2 separate regions of the Homo sapiens genome follow, and region 2 is linked to region 1. Evidence: read pairs that join two places in POLR2A ChIA-PET (ENCODE). Cell type or tissue: MCF 10A. All regions are shown on one strand. Links, peaks and the distances in the headings refer to the core of each region. The heading gives the core; the rest is flanking DNA. Region 1 has its middle 14 kb from the start of TMSB10. Region 2 overlaps KCMF1 (potassium channel modulatory factor 1).

What was found. ChIA-PET counts read pairs that join two places held together with the same protein. Peaks named below come from ENCODE experiments on the same cell type or tissue, not always from the same donor. Only the 100,000 strongest peaks of a DNase experiment are listed, where the experiment ranks them.
Region 2: POLR2A ChIA-PET joins it to region 1 with 5 read pairs; 14 of 35 experiments call an interaction of 5 or more read pairs at or near these places.

The regions. Positions count from the first base shown.
Region 1 is chr2:84,915,249-84,924,596 of GRCh38, forward strand. It overlaps the pseudogene RPS2P17. Among named protein-coding and RNA genes, the nearest start is that of TMSB10, 14 kb to the left of the region's middle. RefSeq lists enhancers at 4,078-4,137, 4,117-5,316, 5,088-5,277 and a cis regulatory region at 4,629-5,217. In MCF 10A, for the core only: no CTCF peak of the experiment used is centred there; DNase peaks (open chromatin) are centred at 4,803 and 5,083.
Region 2 is chr2:85,021,156-85,030,503 of GRCh38, forward strand. KCMF1 (potassium channel modulatory factor 1) reads left to right here. Exons shown (of 7, transcript NM_020122.5): 2 at 6,734-6,901. Among named protein-coding and RNA genes, the nearest start is that of LINC01964, 42 kb to the right of the region's middle. RefSeq lists an enhancer at 2,119-2,803. In MCF 10A, for the core only: no CTCF peak of the experiment used is centred there; no DNase peak of the experiment used is centred there.

The sequences.
Region 1 (9,348 bases), core at 3,297-5,796:
GGTCACCTGAGGTCAGGATTTTGAGACCAGCCTGGCTAACATGGCAAAACTCCGTCCTACTGAAAATACAAAAATTAGCCGGGAGTGGTGTCTCACGCCTGTAAGCCCAGCTACTTGGGAGGCTGAGGTAGGAGAATCGCTTGAACCTCAAAGGCGGAGGTTGCAGTGAGCCGAGATCATGCCATTGCACTCCAGCCTGGACAATGAGAGCGAAACTCCGTCTCAAAAAAAAAAATGTCCTGCCAGATACAATGGCTCAAACCTGTAATCCCAGTACTTTGGGAGGCTGAGGCAGGAGAATCACTTGAGGTCAGGATCTTGAGACGAGCCTGGCAACATAGTGAGACCTCATCTTTACAAAATATTTTAAAAATCAGCCAGAGGCTGAGGTCAGAGGATCACGTGAGCCCAGGAGGTCGAGGCTACAGTGAGCCGCGATGGTGCCACTGTACTCCTGCCTGGGCAACAAAATGAGATCTTGCCCCAAAATAAAATAAAATTAAATTAAAAATTGCTTCTTCTCCGAGAAAACACCAAATGGCGGATGACGCCGGTGCAGCGGGGGGGCCCAGAGCCCTGGTGGCCATGGGATAGGGAACCGCGGTGGCTTCCACGGAGGTTTCGGCAGTGGCATCCGGGGCCGGGGTCGCGGGAGTGGACGGGGCCGTGCCGAGGCCGCGGAGCTCGCGGAGGCAAGGCCGAGGATAAGGAGTGGATGCCTGTCACCAAGCTGGGCCGCTTGGTCAAGGACATGAAGATCAAGTCCCTGGAGGAGATCTATCTCTTCTCCCTGCCCATTAAGGAATCTGAGATCATTGATTTCTTCCTGGGGGACTCTCTCAAGGATGAGGTTTTGAAGATTATGCCGGTGCAGAAGCAGACCCGTGCCGGCCAGCGCACCAGGTTCAAGGCGTTTGTTGCTATCGGAGACTACAATGGCCATGTCGGTCTGGGTGTTAAGTGCTCCAAGGAGGTGGCCACAGCCATCCGTGGGGCCATCATCCTGGCCAAGCTCTCCATTGTCCCCGTGCGCAGAGGCTACTGGGGGAACAAGATCGGCAAGCCCCACACCGTCCCTTGCAAGGTGACAGGCCGCTGCGGCTCTGTGCTGGTGCGCCTCATCCCTGCACCCAGGGGCACTGGCATCGTCTCCGCACCTGTGCCCAAGAAGCTGCTCATGATGGCTGGTATCGATGACTGCTACACCTCAGCCCGGGGCTGCACTGCCACCCTGGGCAACTTCGCCAAGGCCACCTTTGATGCCATCTCTAAGACCTACAGCTACCTGACCCCCGACCTCTGGAAGGAGACTGTATTTACCAAGTCTCCCTATCAGGAATTCACTGACCACCTCGTCAAGACCCACACCAGAGTCTCGGTGCAGCGGACCCAGGCTTCAGATGTGGCTACAACATAGGGTTTTTATACAAGAAAAATAAAGTGAATTAAGCCTGAAAAAAAAATTTTTTAAATAAGAATCCGAATATTTCATCATTCACAGAAAATAGATTTTTAAAAAAGAAAGAGTGGACTGGACACAGTGGCTCATGCCTGTAATCCCAGCACCTCGGGAGGCTGAGGCAGGTGGATCACTTGAGTCCAGGAGTTGGAGACCAGCATGGGCAACATAGTGAGACACCCCCCGCCCACTGGCATCTCTACAAAAAATAGACAAAAATTAGCTGGCCATCTTGACACATGCCCATAGTTCTAGCTGCTTGGAAGACTGAGGTAGAACGATCACTTGAACCTGGGAGGTGGTAGCTGCAGTGAGCCATGATCGCGTCACTCTACTTAGCCTGGGCAAGTAAGTGAAACCCTGTCTCCAAAGAGAGAGAGAGAGTAATATATAAGTAGTACTCAGTCCAACTCTGTGGAAGATCACGCATGTGGTCTAAACCAACAATGGATTTAACCTATCATGAAATTATTTTATCTTGTGCCCTAATTTTGAAGAAATAAATAAAAGCTAGTAAACTGGGCTATTCAGGAAACATTTACCTTTAGAACGATCCATTAAAGTGAATAGAAAACCAAACCATGGACACAATAATAGTTACCGCTCACACAGTCTAGGCTGAAAGCCATGGTGCATGCAACCCAGCAACATGGCTTGGGGGCTGAGTAAGGAAGCTGAATTTCAGGGATTGTGTAAACAGGCCTTGGAATGTGTTGACATCAATAGTAATAGCTAAAGTGGTTCCTGAGTCCCCAAATTATTCGTTGGTTCTATCAGGGTTTTCCAGAGAAACAGAGCCAATAGGAGATACACACACACACACACACACACACACACACACACACGGAGTGAAAGAGATTTTAAGAAATTGGTGAAGTGCCGTTGTTGTTTTTGTCTGGGGTAAATACTTGGGGTTCCTCGTCTCATGCCAAGGACACGGACACACACAATGAGTGAGTTTAGGAGCCGAGGTTTACTAGGCAAAAGAAAGAGAAAGGAGAACAGCTCTCTATCTTGCGAGAGAGAGGGAATTCCAAATGGGAAATCTGGCCCAGAATGGGAGTGCTCCGCAGGCTTGCAGAGGTGGTGTCTGATTTGCGTAGGGCCCACAGATTGGTTGGACCAGGTGTGACGCTTACGTAGTGCTCAGGAAGGCTGGCCACCCCATCCTAATCTTATTGTGAAAATGGGCTTTCCATTTGGTGGTCACCATGTTGTCTGCTCCTTACTGTACACATGGCTGGCAAAGAGAAGGGAAGGTGGAGCGCCATTTTGAATTTGCCTAGTTCCAGGTAACATTTTCCTATTGTCATAACTGCCAGCATTCACCCACGCAGGCTTCTGGCTTGCTTGTCTATGTCTGCAGCTCAATTTTACAGGCTGCTCTTTGTTAGAAAAGAAAATGATATGGGGGCTGCTTTTCATTAAAAGGAAAACCTTACCGAGGACTTCCTTCCCCTCACTCTCTGCCTAAATAATTTCTTTTTAACTCCTGTATCATTGGGTCAGATGATTGCAGGGGTTAACAAGTCTGAAATCCATAGGACAGGTCATCAAGATGGAAATTCAAGCAGTTCTTCCATATTATAGTCGTAAGATAGAAGTCCTTCTTCTCAGAGAAACTGCAGTTTTTTCTCTGAAGACCTTAAACTGATTGGATGAGGTTCACCCACAAAGACTATCTCCTTTTCTTCAAGTCAACTAATTGAACATGTTAATTACATCTACAAAATGCCTTCACAACAATATCTAGACAGTGTTTGACCAAATAGCTGACACCATAGCCAAGTTCACACATAAAATTAACCATCACACTGTTTGAGGTTTTTTTTTTTTTTTTCCATTTCATCTGCACAGGCACCTGGCTTCTAGCAGACATTTTCTCCTTGGATCTGGGCACCAGTACATCCCATGCCAGGCCTGGCCCACCACAAGGACCACTGAATGCAGAAGCCCAGCTCCCACTCCCACCCAGGGCCACGAAATGACACTAGGGATGGAAACTGATGTAGGATGGTGCAGCAGAAAGCATTAAGGTGACTGGGATCTCAGAGTTGCTATACCAGGCGTGGACTACTCCTTCCAGACATCTTTAATCTTTATCAGGAAGATGAATAAGCTTCTATTATGATATATAAGTCACTGGGTTTTTGTTTGTTTTTGTTTTCTTTTTTTGTTTTGTTTTGTTTTTGTTTTGAGACGGAGTCTCTCTGTCACCCAGATTAGAGTGCAATGGTACCATCTCAGCTCACTGCAACCTCCCCCTCCTGGGTTCAAGCGATTCTCCCACCTCAGATTCCAAAGTAGCTGGGATTACAGGCACCTGCCATCATGCCCAGCTAATTTCTGTATTTTTGTAGAGATGGGGTTTCACCATGTTGGCCAGGCTGGTCTTGAACTCCTGACCTGAGGTGATCCGCCTGCCTCAGCCTCCCAAGGTGCTGGGATTACAAGCGTGAGCCACCACGCCTGGTCGTGTTTTTGTTTCCTGAGACAGAGTCTCACTCTGTCACCCAGGCTGGAGTGCAGTGGTGCCATCTCGACTCACTGCAACCTCCGCCTCCCAGGTTCAAGTAATTCTCCTGCATCAGCCTCCGGAGTAGCTGGGACTACAGGTACTGCGCCACTATGCCCGGCTAATTTTTGTATTTTTAGTAGAGATGGGGTTTCACCATGTTGGCCAGCCTGGTCTCAAACTCCTGACCTCAGGTAATCCATCCGCCTTGGCCTCCCAAAGTGCTGAGATTACAGGCGTGGGCCACCATGCCTGGCCAGACAGTCCAATATTTTTAAATCAGCCATAAATCTATGCACCGAATAATGTCTCTCTCTCTCTCTCTGACACATACACACATACACACATGCGCACGCGTGCACACCCACACATTGTTACCACTTAGAAGAGTGCCAGGCCCAGATGGTTTCACAGACGATTGCTTTCAAAGCTGCAAGAAAGCAATAACTTCAATACCTCAAAATTTGTTTCAGTAGTTAGAAAAGGACATATGCTTCCTGTGATGGTTAATTTTAGCTGTCAACTTGACTTGATTAAGTAATACACTAGTCTCCCCTTATCCATGGAGGGTATGTTCCAAGATCCCCAGTGGATGCCTGAAGCCACACATGTACCGAACCCTGTACACACCTATGATAACGTTTAATTTATAAATTAGGCACAGTAAGAGATTAACAACTAATAATAAAATAGAACAATTAAACAGTTGAACACAAGCACTGTGATGCTGTGACAGTCACTCGTAACTGAGATGGCTGCTAAGAGACTAGCTAACGGGTGAGTAGTGTATACAACGTGGAAACACTGGACAAAGGGATGAGTCACATCCTGGGAGGGACAGAGTGGAATGCCATGAGATTTCATCATGTTACACAGAACGATGAGCCATTTAAAACTTACGGATTGTTTATTTCTGGAATTTTTAATTTAATATTTTCAGACCAAGGTTGACCAGGAGTAACTAAAACTACAGAAAGCAAAACTGAATAAAGTGGGGAGTCGAGAACCTAGAGAGCTGGTAAAGCATTCTTTCTAGGTGTGTCTGTGAGGGTGTTTTCACAGGAGATTGGCATGTGAGTGGGTGGGCTGACTGAGGAAGATCTGCCCTCAGTGTGGGCGGACAACATCCAATTGGCTGTGGGCCCAGATAGAACCAAAAGGCAGAGAAAAGGCAAATTCTTTTTTTCTCTCTCCTGAAGCTGGGCCATCCTTCTTCTTCTGACCTTGGACATCAGAACTGCAGGCTCCCTGGCCTTTGGACTCTGGGTCTTACATTAGCAGCCCCCAGGTTCTTGGCCTTTGGCCTTGGACTGAGAATTACACTATCAGCTGCCCTGGTTCTGAGACTTTAGGACTTGAACTGAGCCCCACTGTGGTATTCCACGGTCTCCAGCTTACAGACAGTCTGTCGTGGGACTTTTCACCTCCCTAATCTCATGAGCCAATTCCCCTAATAAATCCCCTCTCATATATCTATATACAGTCGCCCCTCATATCTATGGGAGATGGGTTCCAGGTTATGTTGCCCAGGCTGGCCTTGAACTCTTGGGCTCAAGCTATCCTCCCATCTCAGCTTCCCAAGTAGCTAGGACTATCATATTCTTTTTTTTTTTTTTTTTTTGAGACGGAGTCTCGCTCTGTCACCCAGGCTGGAGTGCAGTGGTGCGATCTCGGCTCACTGCAAGCTCTGCCTCCCGGGTTCATGCCATTCTCCTGCCTCAGCCTCCTGAGTAGCTGGGACTACAGGCGCCCACCACCACACCCAGCTAATTTTTTTTTTTTTTGTATTTTTAGTAGAGACGGGGTTTCACCATGTTAGCCAGGATGGTCTCGATCTCCTGACCTCGTGATCTGACCGCCTCGGCCTCCCAAAGTGCTGGGATTACAGGCATGCGCCACTGTGCCCGGCCCATATTCTTTTTTTTTTTTTTTTTTTTTGGAGACAGAGTCTTTTTCTGTCGCCCAGGCTGGAGTGTAATGACATGATCTCAGCTCACTGCAATCTCTGCCTCCTAGTTTCAAGCGATTCTCCTGCCTCAGCCTCCCAGGTAGCTGGGATTACAGGTGCCCGCCACCATGCCTGGCTAATTTTTTGTATTTTTAGGAGACACGGGGTTTCACCACGTTGGTCAGGCTGGTCTCAAACTCCTGACCTCAGGTGATCCACCCGCCTCGGCCTCCCAGAGTGCTGGGATTACAGGCATGAGCCACCGTGCGCGGCCAAACTATATTCTTAAACACATTTTGTTCTGGCTTATTGCTGCATATCAAATAACTCCAAGACTTAGCGTCTTAAAACAATCACTATTTTGTTATATATCCTGTAGGACAGGAATTCTTATCTCCCTGCAGATAGCAAAATCCAGAGATGGTCAAATCCCTGCTATAAAATGGCATAGTATTTGCATATAACCTATGCACATCCTCCAGTACACTTTAAATCATCTCGAGATTATTTATAATATCAATGTAAAGGCTATGCAAATAGTTGTTAAACAGTATTGTTTAGGAAATAATGACAAGGAAAACAAAGTCTATACATGTTCAGTATAAAAGCTTTTTTCCCAGATATTTTCAATCCACAATTAATTGAATTCCCTGATGTAGAAACCCTGGATATGAGAAGCCAACTGTATATATACATATCCTATTGGCTCTTTCTCTCTGGAGCACTCTAACATGCCTTCCAAAACATTTACAAAGCAAATATGATCCTGAAAACAAAATCTACTGTGAATATTGTTGCAAACTTCTAAATAAAATACTAGTAAATTTAATCAAAAAAGTATATTACAATAACAAAACATGGCCAAATAAGGTTTATTCCAAGGATGCAATAAAATTTCAATACTAGGAAATCTGTTGTCATAATTCAGCATATTAACTGGTAAAGCAAAATATGCTCATCTTTATTTTTATTTATTTTTTATTTTTGAGATGGAGTTTCGCTCATTGCCCAGGCTGGAGTGGAATGGTGCGATCTCAGCTCACCACAACCTCCACCTCCCGGTTCAAACAATTCTCCTGTCTCAGCCTCCCAAGTAGCTGGGATTACAGGCATGTGCCACCAAGACTGGCTAATTTTGTATTGTTAGTAGAGACAGGGTTTCTCCATGTTGGTCAGGCTGGTCTTGAATGCCCAACCTCAGGTGCTCCACCCGCCTCGGCCTCCCAAAGTGCTGGATTATAGGAGTGAGCCACTGCACCCAGCCAAAATATGCTCATCTTGGTATGAGCCTGTGATGGTTAATTTTATGGTCAATTTGAGTGGACCCAGATTAAACGTTGTTTCTGAGTATATTTGTGAGGGTGTTTCTGGATGAGAATTGCATTTGAACTGGTGGGCCCAGTAGATTGCCCTCCCCAGTATTTATGCGGCCTCATTGCTTGAACTGGGACATCTTTTATCTTCTGCCGCCTCAAAACTGAGATTCATATCATCATTTCCTCTGGTTCTCAGGTCTCTGGACCCAGACTGAATTATAGCCCAGGCTTTCCTGGGTCTCCAGCTTGTCGAAAGCAGATTGTGGGACTCCTCAGCCTCCATAATTGCATGAGTCTACTCATAATAAATTTATTCTTAGGCCAGGCTTGGTGGCTTACACCTGCAATCCCAGCACTTTGGGAGGCCAAAGTGGGTGGATCAAGGTGGGAGGTCAGGGGTTCGAGACTAGCCTGGCCAACATGGTGAAAACCTGTCTCTACTGAAAATACAAAGAATTAGCTGGGTGTGGTGGCGGGCACCTGTAATCCCAGCTTCTCAGGAGGCTAAGGCAGGAGGATTACCTGAGCCCAGGAGCTGGAGGCTTCATTGAGCCATGATCATGCCATAGCACTTCAGCCTGGGCAACAGAGCAAGACCCTGTCTCAAAAAAAAGAAGGAAGGAAGGAAGAAAGGAGGGAGGGGAGGGAGGGGAGGGAGGGAGGGAGGGATTGATTCTAGTTATATAATTCTATGTATAAAATATGCACATTTAAAAAAATATAAGGAAGACATAAAGTTATATTCTTTTGACAAAAAGAATTGTATGTAATACAGAGATTATGTAAAGCCTATTTATGAAAGAAGGTAAAAAGAAACTAGTAAATAGGTGAAAGAGATGTAAAGAGAGTCACAGATGTAAAGATGTATTTTTGGTAACAAAGATTAAGAAGAAAAGAGAATAATTTTGTATGAGAAATAATCTTATGTGGTAAATTTTTGTCCTACAGTAAAATGACTGTTTATTTAAGAAAGAGGGAAATTTATGACAAAACAAAAAGTTCAAGCATGTTGTAAATTGTCTGTGTAAATCATGATAAGGTTCATAAAAAGAAAAGCTATAAAAAATTTTGTGTATGATTAACTTGGCTATAATTAAAAGGAAATAATTTATAATAGTCATGATAAATGTGCTTAACTGCACAAGCAGCCAAAGGGCACAGGAACCACTCTGATTATTCTGTATAGAATTCATTTCCTAGGCCGGGCGCTGTGGCTCACGCCTGTAATCCCAGCACTTTGGGAGGCCGAGGTGGGAGGACCACGAGGTCAGGAGATCAAGACCATCCTGGCCAACATGGTGAAACCCCGTTTCAACTAAAAATACAAAAATTAGCCAGGCATGGTGGTGTGCGCCCGTAGTCTCAGCTACTTGGGAGGCTGAGGCAGGAGAATCACTTGAACCTGGGAGGTGGAGGTTGTGGTAAGCCAAGATCGCACCACTGCACTCTGGGCGACAGAGTGAGACTCCGTCTCAAAAAAAAAAAAAAAAAAGCAGCTGGGTGTGGTAACACACACCTGCAATCCCAGCTACTCAGGAGGCTGAGGCAGGGGAGTCACTTGAACCTGGGAGGCAGGAGTTACAGTGAGCCAAGATCAAGCCACTGCACTCCAGGCCTGGGCAATAGAGTGAGACCCTGTCTAAAAAAAAAAAAAAAAAGAAATTCAATCTGGTCCTGCACCCCACTATTAACTATATCTACCACATCAGTGCTCCTACAGGGGAGGCTACTTCCCTGAACACAGAGAGTGGGTGAGAGTCTCAGGTCCTTGAGGAAACTGCAGGCTTCTGGCTCCTCCCAGTCCTGGGGAGTTTCCCAAACCTCTCTCCCTTTGTCTTGACACTTCCTCTCATTCTCTTCCCCTGGGGTCAACCCACGTAATCCCGGTGCAGCCCATTCCTTCCTGGATTAGCCCACTAAAATGCTAAAACCCATCAGAGTTTCCTTACCACCAACACTGCTCGTGAACAAACCTGTCACCAGGACCTGAACTGTACCAAGGGATGCTTTTCCCCACTATAATCTTCATCAACCTCTTAAATAAAATAAGCACTTATAATATCCTCATATAAACATGAATAAAGGCATCTCTGGAAATGTTTCTGTTTTA
Region 2 (9,348 bases), core at 2,740-5,239, 110 kb after region 1:
TTGTTGAATTTGCTGAAAAATTGCTGCCATGATGCCATCATTTGGTTGTCTTAAGTTGATCGGGGAGTCTCACTGCAGCTTTTGAGATCTCAAGGATCTCGAAGGATATTTTGAAAACTAATTTAAAAGGTGTATATTATTGAGATCAAATTGTATTCTGGGAAAGCGATAAAATAATCTTACTGCAGCCGGGCGCGGTGGCTCACGCGTGTAATCCCAGCACTTTGGGAGGCCAAGGCGGGCGGATCACGAGGTCAGGAGATCGAGAACATCCTGGCCAATGTGGTGAAACCCTGTCTCTACTAAAAGTACAAAAATTAGCCGGGTGTGGTGGTGGGCACCTGTAGTCCCAGCTGCTCGGGAGGCTGAGGCAGGACAATGGCATGAAACCAGGAGACAGAGCTTGCAGTGAGCCAAGATTGCGCCACTGCACTCCAGCCTGGGCAACAGAGCGAGACTGTCACAAAAAAAAAAAATCTTACTGCATCTGAATGAGATAATACTACCATTTTAAAATTTAGGGCTTTCATGTCTTTTTTTTTCCTCATTTGATTCTCGTAGCAAACTTCATAGATGAAGAGAAATTGAGCAGAGAACATTGATTTGTCTAAGTGCTTATTGTTAATGGCTAAGTAATAACAGGGAATCCCATGGTGTTTTGTTTTGTTTTGTTTTGTTGAGAAGAAATCTTGCTCTTGTTCCCCAGGCTGAAGTACAATGGTGCGATCTCGGCTCACTACAACCTCCGCCTCCCAGGTTCAAGCAATTCTCCTGCCTCAGCCTCCGGAGTAGCTGGGATTACAGGTGCCTGCCACCACGCCTGGCTAATTTTTGTATTTTTAGTAGAGATGGGGTTTCACCATGTTGGTCAGGCTGGTCTTGAACTCCTGACCTCAGGTGATCCACCTGCCTCGGCCTCCCAAAGTGCTGGGCTTACAGGTGTGAGCCACCACGCCCGGCCTGTTTTTTTTGTTGTTGTTTTTTGTTTTAATAAAAACATATTCATTCAACAAACAATAAGAATCTACAACCTAGGCTGGTCTCGGTGGCTCATGCCTGTAATCTCAGTGCTTTGGGAGGCTGACACAGGCAGATTGCTTGAGTCCAGGAGTTTGAGACCAGTCTGGGCAACTTGGCGAAATCCCATCTCTACAAAAAAAATACAAAAATTATGCGGGCATGGTGGCGCACACCAGTAGTCCCAGCTACTCAGGAGGCTGAGGTAGAAGGATTGCTTAAATCCAGGAGGTCGAGGCTGTAGTGAGCCGAGATTGTGCAACTGCTCTCCAGCCAGGGTGACAGTGAGACCTTGTCTCAAAAATCTACAATCTGCCAAAACTATGTTGGTTTTCCAGTTTTCCACCTGACAGTCCACTGACAGCCCAAAGGTTGTTGTAAACAATTCCAGCTTTGCTTTCTGTTTTTTTGTTTGTTTGTTTTTGTTTAGAAGGAAGGGACTTTTAAAAATAAAATATTGGTTGGATATATGAGAATTTTCATAAAATAAATGCAAAAGAGAAGAATGGTACTACAGATCCTCTTGGCCAGATGTAAAAACGTTGCATTTCAAGATCCGTAAAAGCTTCACATACTCATCTCTTCATCACCTTAAACCCCAGAGGGAGCCACTGACCAAAATTTTATCATTCCCTCATTTTCCTTTTATAGTTTTACTACATGTTTGATTTCCTAAACTAGATACTGGTTTTCAACTTTATACTGTATGTATTCTTTTTTTTTTTTTTTTTTTTGAGACGGAGTCTCGCTCTGTTGCCCAGGCTAGAGTGCGGTGGCTGATCTCAGCTCACTGCAAGCTCCGCCTCCTGGGTTCACGCCATTCTCCTGCCTCAGTCTCCCCAGAAGCTGGAACTACAGGCGGCCGCCATCACGCCTGGCTAATTTTTTGTATTTTTAGTAGAGACGGGGTTTCACTGTGTTAGCCAGGATGGTCTCGATCTCCTGACCTCATGAGCCGCCCGCCTCGGCCTCCCAAAGTGCTGGGATTACAGGCGTGAGCCACCGCGCCCGGCCAATACTGTATGTATTCTTTGAAATTTCCTTTCACTCATCTGAGGCAGATGTTCTTACCGTTGCTGTGATTCATTCTTTTTCCAATTCATTCTGTGCATATTGAACTGTTGAGCCTTTGAATCTGAATAGCCTTTTTTTTTTTTTTTTTGAGACGGAGTCTCGCACTTTCTCGCCCAGGCTGGAGTGCAGTGGCGCGATCTCAGCTCACTGCAAGCTCCGCCTCCTGGGTTCACGCCATTCTCCTGCCTCAGCTTCCTGAGTAGCTGGGACTACAGGCGCCCGCCACCACGCCTGGCTAATTTTTTTTTGTATTTTTAGTAGAGACGGGGTTTCACCGTGTTAGCCAGGATGGTGTCGATCTACTGACCTTGTGATCCGCCCGCCTCGGTCTCCCAAAGTGCTGGGATTACAGGCGTGAGCCACCGCGCCCAGCCCCTGAGTAGCCTTTTTAAAATTCAGTTACAAAAACTGCCGTCAACATTCTTCCACATTCTCTAGGTGCACACAGACAAAAGATTCCCTCCCCGGGAATTTATTTAAGAGTGAAATTACGGTATCATAGGAGGTATATGTGTTTAACTTGACTAAAAATATGAACAAATTTTTCAAAGTGGTTGTGCTGATTTACACTCCTACCAGCAGGGTATAAGCACTTCTGCTGCCCTTTATCTTCACTAACACTTGATATCATGAAACTTGTAGTTTCTTACCGGTTTGGTAAATGTAAAATGCTAGCTCACGGATGTTAATCATGCACTTCTTTGATGACTAATGAGATTGAGCATCTTTTCATATGTTTACTGGCCATTTATGTTTGTTGTTCTTTGAGTGCCCTTTGACAGGTTTCTCCATTTTTCTACTAAGCATTCATCATTTACTTACTGATATGTAAGAGTTCATAATGCATTCTGAATACCAAACTTTTGTCTGTCATGTATGTTGTACATATCGCCAGTTTCTGAACCTTATATTTTCAATCAATGTAGGCTGTGAAAAGACGAAGAAAAAGGCCGAGCGTGGTGGCTCACGCCTGTTGTAATTCCAGCACTTTGGGAGGCCCAGGCGGGCAGATCACCCGGAGTTCGAGACCAGCCTGGCCAACGTGGTGAAACCCCGTCTCTACTAAAAATACAAAAATTAGCTGGGCATGGTGCCAGGCGCCTATGATCCCAACTCCTTGGGAGGCTGAGGCAGGAGAATTGCTTGAACCCAGGAGGCGGAGGTTGCAGTGAGCCAAGATCTCACCATTGCACTCCAGCCCCGGCGACAGAGTGAGACTCTATCTCAAAAGAATAAAACAAAAACAAAAGATGAAGAAAAAGTCTTAACGTAGTTGGACTTATCTCTTACTTTTTGATTTGGAGAGTGAGAGAGAGAGAGAGAGAGAGAGAGAGAGAGTGTGTGTGTGTGTGTGTGTGTGCGCGTGTGTGTGTGAGAAAGAGAAAGATTTAAGAAATTGTTTTCTACTTTAGACTCATAAAAATATTCTATATTGTCTTCTAGAGATATTTTTCATTGTTCTTTTGAATCCGTCTTTAAACCATGTGGAATTGATTTTTTGTGTGTATAGGATATGGGGAGAGATCCAATTCTGTTTTCCCCACATGCAGATAATCACCTGTTCAGCACCATTTATTGTCCATTCCCTTTTTTTCTCAGTGCTCTTTAGTGACCTTGCTGTTGTAAAACAGATTTCAACATCTGTTTCTGGTCTTTCCGTTCTATTCCATGGGCCAGTTTGTCTCTACCCTGGTGCCATTCCATCTTACTGTAGTTATTATAGGTTTATTATTTGTTATGGTGTTACTTATTATTTATTAGTTTAGCTCTTGATATATAAAACAAGTCCCTCTATCTCATTTTTCTTGGGAGCATCTTGACTCTCCTTGGCCCTTTTTGTAACTTGCATCAACATTTGAGTCAGCTTACCATGCCCCACAAAAAAATTCTTTTTAAATTTTGGTTATTAATTGTATTGAATCCACAAATCTGTTGACATTTTATTATGAACCTTCCAGTCCATGAAGTTGGTATTTATATTTTTTAAAGTCCTTTAGTGTCTTTGAATACATTTTTACTAATTTGCTTCATAAAGGGCTGCCTATCTTTGGTTAGATTTATTCATAGGCACTTTTTTAAAATGCTGTTGCAAATGGCTTATTTTTTTATTGCAGTAAAATATACATAGCATAAAATTTATTTTAACCCCTTTTAGGTGTACAGTTCAGTAGCATTAAGTATATTCACATTCTTGGAACCATCACCACTGTCCATCTCCAGAATTCTTCCATTATCCCAAACTTGAAAACTCTCTACCCACTAAACCGTAACTCCCCGTTCTCCCTTTCCTCAAGCTTCTGGCAACCACTGTTCTACTTTCCTTCTCTTTGAATTTGGCACATCTCGATGGAATCACAAATGACATTTTTTTGGTTTTTTGAGATAGGAGTCCCGCTCTGTCACCCAGGCTGGAGTGCAGTGGCGCAACCTCAGCTTACTGCAACCTCTGCCTCCTGGGTTCAAGTGATTCTCTTCCCTCAGCCACCCGAGTAGCTGAGATTACAGGCACACACCACCATGCCTCACTAATTTTTTTGTAATAAATGACATATTTTTAATAATATGTTTTTCTGTCTGTTTTGCAGTGAAGAAATACAATCAGTACTTTATTTAGGAGGTCTCTATCTAACAGCTTTGCTTACTGCTTCTAATAACTTAGCTGTATTTGGGTTTTCAGCATAAACAAGCAGATCACATGTGAATAAAACTATGAAACCCACCTACAGAATTTTAAATTTTAACTTTTTTAAAAATATTTTTTAAAGACAGAGTCTCACTCTGTCGCCTAGGCTGGAGTGCAGTGGCATGATCTCGGCTCACTGCAACCTCCGTCTCCTGAGTTCAAGCCATTCTTCTGCTTCAGCCTCCCAAGTAGCTGAGATTACAGGCGCCCACCACCACGCCCGGCTAATTTTTGTATGTTTAGTAGAGATGGGGTTTCACCAGGTTGGTCAGGGTGGTCTTGAACTCCTGACCTCAGGTGATCCGCCCACCTCAGTCTCCCAAAGTGCTGAGATTACAGGCGTGAGCCACTGCGCCTGGCATATTTTAACTTTTTTTTTTTTAAACAAATACAAATGAGATCTCTCTATGTTGCCTTGGCTGGTCTTGAACTCCTGGCCTCAAGCAGCCCTCTTGTCTTAGCCTCCCAAAGTGTTGGAATTACAGGTGTGAGCTATGGCACCCAGCCCTGTTCAAGCTTCTTTCTTTCCTTTATTATTATTATTATTATTATTATTATTATTATTATTTTTATTTTTTCCAGACAGGGTCTTGTTCTGTTCCCAAGCTGGAGTGCAGTAGTTTGATCATGGTCACTGCAGCTTCGAGCTCCTGGGCTCAAGCATTCCTCCCACCTCAACCTTCCAAGTAGCTAAGGCTACAGGCACAGGCCACAATGCCCAGCTAATTTTTAAATTTTTTTGTAGACAGGATCTCTCTATGTTGCCCAGGCTGGTCTTGAACTCCTGGCCTCAAGCCATCCCCCTGCCTCGCCTTGCCAAAGTGCTTGGGATTATAGGTGTTAGCCACCACACCCAGTTATTTCTTTTAACAGGTCAAGAATTATTTGATGCCCCAATTCTGATATGAACTCATGACTGATTCTGCTGCTCCTGCTAGTTCTTTCTGATGGTGCTTTGTTTTTTTGTGTGTATTTTATGGTTTAAATTATGAACTTATTCTTTGGATGTTTATATATGCCAGATGCTTGGTATCAATTCTAATTTAAGACCACTTAAAATTCTTGACCCAAGGTCTTTGGAACCATTTGATAGAATTTGGGCTATAAACCCATGAGGACTGGTTTGTGGTTATGGCTTTTTGTGTTATTTTGTGCCCCTAGGGCAGGGGGCTTTCACTGGGGTAATTTTTGTAATCCCCTAGGGAGGATTTCTAGCCTACCCATGCATTGAGAGTATATTAGGGTCTTGGTTTTATGAGGAATCTTCTGTTAATTATCCCACCTTCACTAGGCCTTTGTCCAATAATGCTGTGGACCTTAAGCTTAGATTTTTACCTGCTTGGGCAAATACCCTCATGGTGAAAAGCCTTCTTTAGTGCTTCCAGTCACCAGTTCCTCTTCGTCTTGGTTTTTACCTTCTTGCTGGCTTATCAAGGCTTTTTTTTTTTTTTTTTTTTTTTTTTTTGAGACAAAGCCTCACTCTGTTGTGAGGCTGGAGTGCAGTGGCGCGATCTCAGCTCACTGCAACCCTACCTCCTGGGTTTAAGCAATTCTCATGCCTCAGCCTCCCAAGTAGTTGGGATTACAGGTGCCAGCCACCACGCCCAGCTAATTTTTGCATTTTTAGTAGAGACGGGGTTTCAACATGTTGACCAGGCTGGTCTTGGACTACTGACCTCAAGTGATCCACCCGCCTCGACCCCCGCAAAGTGCTCAGATTACAGGCGTGAGCCACTGCACCCAGCCTGTATCAGTCATTTTAAATTATTTTCATGTGGAGTATAAATCAGAGTAATGAATCCAGCACATGGCTAAAACTTCCCGTATCATTTTACTAAGTCATTTCTAGTCATTTTGGAAAGGACATATGAGGTTAAATGAGCACCTGAAACATTCATAAAAATGAAATCAAGAGTGGCCTTTACAACTGGTAACTAAAGATATTTCTTTTTTTTATAGGTGTCAGCTGTGATGCATGTTTAAAAGGAAATTTTCGAGGTCGCAGATATAAGTGTTTAATTTGCTACGATTACGATCTTTGTGCATCTTGTTATGAAAGTGGTGCAACAACAACAAGGCATACAACTGACCACCCAATGCAGTGCATATTAACAAGGGTAGATTTTGGTAAGTAATTAAAAATTTAATGAATTACATCATTTAGAATTTTATGTACGTTGAAGAAGTAAAGGCAAAGTGTTCTAAAACTCCCCAGCAGCATACCATAAGCCCCAAATTCATTAAACATGAAATAAATCTTACTTTTTTTTGAGACGGAGTTTCGCTCTTGTTGCCCAGGCTGGAGTGCAATGGCGCGATCTTGGCTCACTGCAACCTCCACCTCCCTGGTTCAAGCAATTCCCCTGCCTCAGCCACCCGAGTAGCTGGGATTACAGGTGCACACCACCACGCCTGGCTAATTTTTTTGTATTTTTAGTAGAGACAGGGTTTCACCACGTTGGCCAGACTGGTCTCGAACTCCTGACCTCAGTCAATCTGCCCGACTCAGCCGCCCAAAGTGCTGGGATTATAGGCGTGAGCCACTGTGCCTGGCTTTTTTTTTTTTTTTTTTTTTTTTTTTGAGGAGTCTTACCCTGTCGCCTAGGCTGGAGTGCAATGTCGTGATCTCAGCTCGCTGCAACCTCCACCCCCCAGGTTCAAGCGATTCTCCTGCCTCAGCCTCCCAAGGAGCTGGGATTACAGGCGTGCACCACCATGCCCGGCTGATTTTTTGTATCTTTAGTAGAGATAGGGTTTCACCATGTTAACCAGGCTGGTCTTGAACTCCTAACCTAATGATACACCTGCCTCGGCCTCCAAAGTGCTGGGATTACAGGCGTAAGCCACCGCGCCCGGCCTTACTTTTTACGTACTAAGTAATTCTGTCTGTTCATCTTAATCATAGTTTACTTGTTTAAAAAAACCATTCAGAAATATACACAACTGACAAGGAATGAAATAGAAGAGTGCTTCAGTAAAGAAGAAATATGCTCTGTCTTTTGTTCGTGCTATTAACACACAAATAATAGCTTTATTTTATTTTATTTTTTATTTTTTTAAGACAGAGTCTCACTCTGTCGCCCACGCTGGAATGCAGTGGCCGGATTTCGGCTCACTGCAACATCTGCCTCCTGGCTTCAAGCAATTCTCGTGCCTCAGCCTCTTGAGTAGCTGAGACTACAGGTGTGTGCCACCTTGCCCAGCTAATTTTTTTGTATTTTTAGTAGAGATGAAGTTTCACTATGTTGGCCAGGCTGGTCTTGACCTCAAGTTATCCACCTGCCTTCGCCTCCCAAAGTGCTGGGATTACAGACGTGAGCCACCATGCCCAGCAATAATAGCTTTTGTAGTGACCAGAAAACAGATTGTTGGCTGGTTATGGTGGCTAACGCCTGTAATCCCAGCCCTTTGGGAGGCTTAAGATGGTCAGATCACTTGAGCCCAGGAGTTTGAGATGAGCCTGGGCAACATGGCAAAAACCCTGTCTCTGCATCCACCCCCGAAAAATACAATAAATTAGCTGGATGTGGTGGCGCACATGCATCTGTAGCCCTAGCTACTTGGGAGGCTGAGATGGGAGGATCACTTGAGCCCAGGAGGTCAAGTGTGCAGTGAACCCTGATTGTGCCACTACATTCCGGCCTGGCCAACAAAGCAAGACGCTATCTCAAAAAAAAAAAAAGGCAGATTGTTTCTACAGTTGATTAGAAGACATTGTAAGAAAATATATAAATGTTTCATGCTATAATTTTTTTTTTTTTTTTTTTTGAGACAAGAGTTTCACTCTTGTCGCCTAGGCTGGAGTGCAATGGCGCCATCTCAGCTCACTGCAACCTCCACCTCCTGGGTTCAAGCGATTCTCCTGCCTCAGCCTCCTGAATAGCTGGGATTACAGGTGCCCGCCACCATGCCCAGAAAATTTTTTTTGTATTTTTAATAGAGACAGGGTTTCACCATGTTGGCCAGGCTGGTCTTGAACTCCTAATCTTAGGTGATCCACTTGCGGGCCTCCCAGAGTGCTGAGATTACAGACATGAGCCACCACGCCTGGCTTCGTGCTATAATTTCTTACCTAGCCCACACTTTTTGTCCTTTTTATTTCAGCCATCCTAGTAGGTGTAAAGTAGTATCTCAGGTGGTTTTGATTTATATTTCTCTGAAATATAAATTATGTTGAGCATCTTTTCTTGTGCTTATGGGCCATTTGTATATCTACTTTGAAGAAATACCTTGATCCTTTGCCCATTTTTTAATTGGATAATGTGTCTTTGTTATTGAATTGTAATAGTTTTTTATTCCTTATGTAAGTTTTTTTATCTGATAGATGATTTGCAAAAATTTTCTCCCATTCTGTGGGTTGTGTTTTCACTTTCTTGGTGGTGTGCTTTGAAGCACAAAACTTCTAATTCTGATAATGTCCCGTTTATGTATTTTTTCATTTGTTGTGCATTTGATGCTGTATCTAGAAAATCACTGCCTAATTCAAAGTCACGAAGATTTAAACTTGTGTGTTCTTCTAAGAGTTTTATAGTTTTAGCTCTTACATTTAGATATTTGACCCATTTAGAATTAAT